2 separate regions of the Mus musculus genome follow, and region 2 is linked to region 1. Evidence: chromatin loops called from intact Hi-C (ENCODE). Cell type or tissue: left cerebral cortex. All regions are shown on one strand. Links, peaks and the distances in the headings refer to the core of each region. The heading gives the core; the rest is flanking DNA.

What was found. Peaks named below come from ENCODE experiments on the same cell type or tissue, not always from the same donor. Only the 100,000 strongest peaks of a DNase experiment are listed, where the experiment ranks them.
Region 2: it touches region 1 in a loop (2.2-fold over the local background); 2 of 42 quality-filtered maps call a loop at or near these places.

What each region holds. Positions count from the first base shown.
Region 1 is chr7:127,472,716-127,475,616 of GRCm38, reverse strand. It overlaps Prr14 (proline rich 14), which reads right to left. Exons shown (of 11, transcript NM_145589.2): 3 at 1,901-2,022; 4 at 1,631-1,820; 5 at 1,195-1,238; 6 at 898-1,103; 7 at 1-565. Among named protein-coding and RNA genes, the nearest start is that of Prr14, 2.6 kb to the right of the region's middle. In left cerebral cortex, for the core only: CTCF peaks have their summits at 1,670 and 2,777; a DNase peak (open chromatin) is centred at 1,734; H3K4me3 peaks cover 43 bases; H3K27ac peaks cover 132 bases.
Region 2 is chr7:127,344,046-127,346,946 of GRCm38, reverse strand. Zfp768 (zinc finger protein 768) reads left to right here and starts at 1,633. Exons shown (of 2, transcript NM_146202.1): 1 at 1,633-1,798; 2 at 2,072-2,901. The coding sequence starts at 1,711. In left cerebral cortex, for the core only: no CTCF peak of the experiment used is centred there; DNase peaks (open chromatin) are centred at 791, 1,153 and 1,653; H3K4me3 peaks cover 2,047 bases; H3K27ac peaks cover 1,905 bases.

The DNA of each region.
Region 1 (2,901 bases), core at 307-2,806:
GCCGGCTCGCAGAAGAAGGAAGCAGGGGCATTGGCTGAGCAAGATGTAGTGAGAGAAGGAGAGACTCCCACTCCTCCAAGAGGGAAGACCTCTTTCCGGAGACAGGGTCGAGGAGGTGGTGGGGTCCGGGCCATCTCCCCACAACCCACAGTATGTCTCCGGGGCCTGGACTGGCTTGGCTGGGATGGGACAGGAGGCCAGCTACCTGGGTCAGGGGGCCCTAGATCAGGGCAGGAGTAGCTTCGTCCCAGAGATGACTTAGAGACAGGTGCTAGGGAATTGCACTGAGTCCGCCACTGGCGGATAGGGGGCCTGGGGCTGACAGATGTAATTTTCTCAGTAGCCCTGGACTGCTCAGCCTCCGAGATGGCAATCTTCAATTCTAATTTCATGGGAGGTGAAGGGGGTGGAGGCTGTGGTGTTTTGTTAGGTGTGAAGAAGATATCAGCAAAGCTTTCAAGCTTTGATCGGACGGAACGGAAGAGAGGGGCCAAGCCCCAGGGACTGAGACGGGGTCGTAAAAGGCTTGACGATGTTGGAATCACCGGGGTCTCCAGAGCAGGATCTGCAGTTGGAGAAAGGACGCTCAGGTGACTAAAACATTACCTCAGAAGCCTCAGTTTCTTCCTCCAAACACTAATCTGTCTCTAGAGGAGTGAGCCTGCTCCTAAAATGCTGTAATAGGATTGCCTAATGCCATAAGCCCTGGATTTGATCCCCAGTACTGCAAAGCAAGGCCATAACTGCTCAACTCCTTGAGCCTAAATCCCATTGTTACACAGCCTGCTCTGCCAAGGGAGCCGGCTAAGCTCCACCCACAGTTCTGCTCCTCCTGTTTCAAGCTTAACCGTGGCAGTTCCAAATTCTTCAGTCTCATTCCTCTATTTGAGTCCTTACCTGGTACTGGACTCTCTGGAGGATCTGCAGGTAGAGTAGACAGTTGGAATGGGGGTTCTAGGTCACTGGGTGTAGGCATTGGCTGACCAGCTTTTGTCACAGGCTCAGCTCTCGGGTGAAGGGACAAAGTAAGAGTTGGGCGTGCTTCCAAGTCCAGACCCCTTCTGTGGCAGTGCTTCCCCGGGCCCTTCAGGCTTCTGAAGGTGCTGTAAGGAAGGATTAGACAGGTAAATCCTGATGCCCCCAGCTCTGGATATCTGCATGATAGCTTTGATAATCCTTTCCCCACCCTCTCACCTTTGTGCTGGGACAATGAGGTTGGGCTGATCTTCATCAAAACCCTGGATATAAACAGGGGAGGTATTTTGAAAAGGCAGGAAGCCATTTTTGGCTTCTCCAGTTCCCCATGATATTCACAGATATCTGCTTGGTTGTACACAAAAGATTTTTTTCTTATTTCCTTTAAGTAGTGTCCACCAAATAAAATTTTGTTGTCATTGGGGTAGTGGCACATGCCTTTATCCCAATACTTGAAAATAGATACAGGCTATAAATTGGGATAGCCTAGTCTACACAGCAAGTTTTAGGCCAACCAAGTCTACATATTGAGACCTTGTCTTAAAACAAACAAGCAAACAAATAAAAACTTGTGTTTTGGCCTTTACAGAAATCCACCTCTAGCCCCATGCTTGCCCTAGCTGGAACCAGACATCTTCACTGTACTTTCTTATACCTCTGCTGGTTGTCTGCCACTGGCAATGTCTTCCAGTACCACCACTAGGGTGGGCTGTGGGACCTGGTCTGTCTTTTTTGAGGGGCTCTCCTCTGGGCCAGATGCTGCCCTTGATCTCATTCTCAAGGCAGGCGAGGACTGGCGGGCTCGAGTCAAGGGTTCTCTGCACAAATGCAGTGGGTCAGGAGGCCTAGAGAAAGAACAAGAAGGTCGGCGGGGTCAGTGGGCTCAGCTGTCTTCTCAGCTTAAACCCTTCCCTTTCACACTTACCTGGCTTGCATGGACCACTTGACCTGTTGGGATGGTAAAGCAGGTGACTGTGTGCAGACAGGATCCTGATGATGGTTGTGAGTCAGTGGGCTGGGAGTGTCCTCTTTGTGTGTCAGGGGGACCTACAAGAGGAAGGGCTGTAAGATGCAAGCAAAACTGGGTTTATGCCTATAATCCCAGCATTTGTGAGGCTAACACAGAAGACTGCTCAGAGTTCCAGGCCAGCCTGGTCTAAAAGGTGAGACGCTGTCTCAGTAAGACAAAACAAAACCCAGAGAAATAGAGTGACTGGACAGGGTCTTCTGTGTCTCACTGTGTCCTTAGCCACAGAGGTGAAAGAGATTTTCAGCTGGACTCCACGAAAATCCCTAAAAGAGGTGATTTGGTCTAAATTAGGGGTGAGATATTATTAGTCAGGAACTACAGGCGTGAAATGATGTAATCTCTTCTTCTTACCCAGGTTCTAGAGAAATAGAAAAATGGTAAAAGACAGTACCATTTTTCTCATGTCTGCCTTGTGGCCAAAGACACTACCAGCATGCTTCCGAACAAGAGAACAGAGAAGTGACAATTTTGGATTTTTGGGTTTTTTTTTTCTTTCTTTCTTTTTTTGGGTTTTTTTTTTGGGGGGGGGTTGTTTGTTTGTTTTCTGAGACAGGGATTCTCTGTGTAGCTCTGGCTGTCCTGGAACTCACTCTGTAGACCAGGCTGGCCTCGAACTCAGAGATCTGCCTGCCTCTGCCTCCCAAGTGCTGGGATTAAAGGCTTGCACCACCACTGCCCGGCTTTGGTTTCTTTTTTAAAAAGCACGAAAATATCATGTTTTTGTTTTACTCCCAGGTGTGGGATATGGGACTGCTTTAGATTGTCCATAGCAACTTACTAAGATTTGCCTCCAGCAGGGGCATAATTTTGCCAGCTACAGACAGGTTCTGCAATTGTATGACTTTTGGAATTCTGGGGACTTTTCATGTTAAGGCCCCCAAGGAATGGGTTGGTTA
Region 2 (2,901 bases), core at 194-2,693, 130 kb after region 1:
CTGGAAGAGTGCAGAGCACAGGGAGACAGGGAGAAAGGCTGAACAGGGCCCGCAGACTGGGCGGGGCCAGGGCTATCTGCAGGTATTCCTTCTACGCTCCGCCCAACAGTTACCTAGCAACAGCCAGGTAGGTCTGGCTTGCTATAAAAGGGCCTGTTTGGCCCACCTTCCTTCTTTCTCTTCTCTTCTTTCTCTTCTCTTCTCTTCTCTTCTCTTCTCTTCTCTTCTCTTCTCTTCTCTTCTCTTCTCTTCTTCTCTTCTCTCTTTTCTCCTCTCTTTTCTTCTCTTCTCTTCTCTTCTCTTCTCTCCCCTTCCCCCTCCCCCTTCCCTTCTGGAACTCTTCAGTGTCACTCTCCGAACTGTCCCGCACGCTTGTGAGAAAATCAAGAAACGAGGAATCAAACACAAGATTTGGAAAGGGAAGAAATTAAAGGTCGTCCTATGTTAGTATCTCTGGAGTGGCCCCTCAGCACCTGTAAAACCTGAGAGCAGAAGAAACGAGAAGGGAGAAAAGCAGAGGAGGAAGGGTGTCTACCCTAAGAGCCCTAGGCTTCCATTCTTCCTAATACAGGACAAACGGCTCAGGGGAAAGTTTACAAAGCGCAGGCCGAGCTCGCGAGGAGACGCCCGGCGCCTCCCTCTCTCACTCCCGCAGGCATTCCGGGCATCCTGTTAGAATGGCCTGAACGCCCTCTGCTCTACACGGCCCGGACCCACGGTGACCCCGGGACCACGGTGAAGCAGAGACAGCCGGCCCCAACAACCAATCCTGGGAGGAGTGGGCGGTGCCTCGCGGCGCGGAGGCGGAGCTGTTTCTCTGGCAACGAGCCCGCATCGCGGAGGGGGAGGGGAGGGCGAGGGAGGGGGGAGTGGGCGCGGGTGTCACTGTCGTAGCTCGGCGGGCTAGCAGGCTCTGGGCTCCAGAGCCTGGTTGTGCGGTCAAACGGGCGTCCGTCCGCGTTCCCGGTGCCAGTCCGAGTGCCCCGAGGCTGAGGCGAGGAGCTAGCCGCCTCCCCCGCTGGCGCCGGGAAGCGTCGCTCCTTCTCGCTGACCTTGGTCTCACTTGCCGCTTCGCCCTTGGCCACACTCAGTAGCCAGCACATGGTCGGAGAAACCTGCAGACAGGTCCCCGGTTAGGCCGAGACCCGCGATACAGACACACAAACTGCTGTTGCCCTTCCCGCCGGCTCCGGGGCGTCGGGTCGCCCCCACCCCCCGAGGCCCGGGAGATCCAGTCCAGGGTTAATGCCAACGAGTTTCCACCTCCAGCCGCTCCTAGAGAGGCCGCGGCGCGAGCCAGCGGGGGGAACTGGCCAGGGACGGACACTTCCTGTGCGGGGGGAGGGGGCAGGGGCGCAGTAGCCCGGCCGGGGCTAGGGGCCGAGACTAGAGGGTCTCGGGCTGGGAGTTGTGGCTGGGGGACGGCCGGAGGAGTCGCCTCGCCCCTCACCTCCGAGGCCACGACGCGCGGGGGCCGGTGAGGGCCACGAGACAATCGGGGACCTTGGGAGGGGGGCGGGGCAGCGGACAGGGGCGGGGCCGGAGAGGCCCAGGGTCAAGACGTCCGGCCTTCGCGGCCGAAGCCAGGCCGCCCGGTCTCCTCGGAGGCTCTGAACGCGCGGGTGGCGAGGGCTCGGGGCTCCAGGCACTCGAACTGGGTCGTAGGATCGTCCGCCATCGCCACCGCCGCCGCACTGGGAACTGGCAGGGATGGAGCGGGAGGCGTCGTCGTGGGGCCTGGAGTCCCGGGATGTGCACAGTCCCAACGCAGTGGGCAGCCCCGAAGGGTCTCTCAAAGGTGAGGGAAGGACCGCGCCTCTTAGGAGTGTGCCAGAAAACTGGGCTGTGGCCTGCGGGAGGGAAATAAGGCCGGAATCTTAAACACTTGGAAGTGGGGTGGAGGGTGGAGACTGAGTGCCCCGGGTCTTTAGAGGGGAGGTGGTACATTTTGTCACCTCACTTGTAGGGGCCAATGACCCTGCTTGGGGAGTGGGAAGAGAATTTTGGGACAATTAATGGACCCAATGACCTTCCAGACCCCCATTCAATCTGGATTTTCTGTAATTCTCAGATCCTGCAGGCAACACAAGTGAGAATGAAGAAGGGGAAATTTCTCAGCGAGAAGGCAATGGGGACTATGAAGTTGAAGAAATACCTTTTGGGCTTGAACCCCAAAGCCCAGAGTTTGAGCCACAAAGCCCAGAATTTGAATCCCAGAGCCCCAGGTTTGAGCCTGAAAGCCCAGGGTTTGAATCCCGAAGCCCTGGGTTTGTGCCCCCAAGCCCTGAGTTTGCACCCAGAAGTCCTGAATCAGATCCTCAGAGCCCGGAGTTTGAATCCCAGAGTCCTAAGTATGAGCCCCGAAGCCCTGGCTGCCATCCCAGGAGCCCTGGCTGTGAACCTGGGAGTCCTAGGTATGAACCCAAAAGCCCTGGGTACGGTTCAAAGAGCCCCGAATTTGAATCTCAAAGTCCAGGGTATGAATCTCAGAGCCCCGGGTATGAACCGCAGAACTCTGGAGATGGCGTTCAGAATTCTGAGTTCAAAACCCATAGCCCTGAGTTTGAAACTCAAAGTTCCAAATTCCAGGAAGGTGCAGAGATGCCTCTGAGCCCCGAGGAAAAGAATCCCTTGAGCATCTCCCTAGGAGTCCACCCCCTGGATTCCTTTACTCAAGGGTTTGGGGAGCAGCCCACAGGAGCGCTGCCTCCATTTGACATGCCTTCGGGGGCTCTGCTGGCTGCACCCCAGTTTGAGATGCTCCAGAATCCACTGAATCTGACAGGAACCCTGCGTGGGCCAGGCCGTAGGGGTGGCCGGGCCAGGGGTGGGCAAGGCCCTCGACCTAACATCTGTGGCATCTGCGGGAAGAGCTTTGGACGAGGCTCGACCCTGATCCAG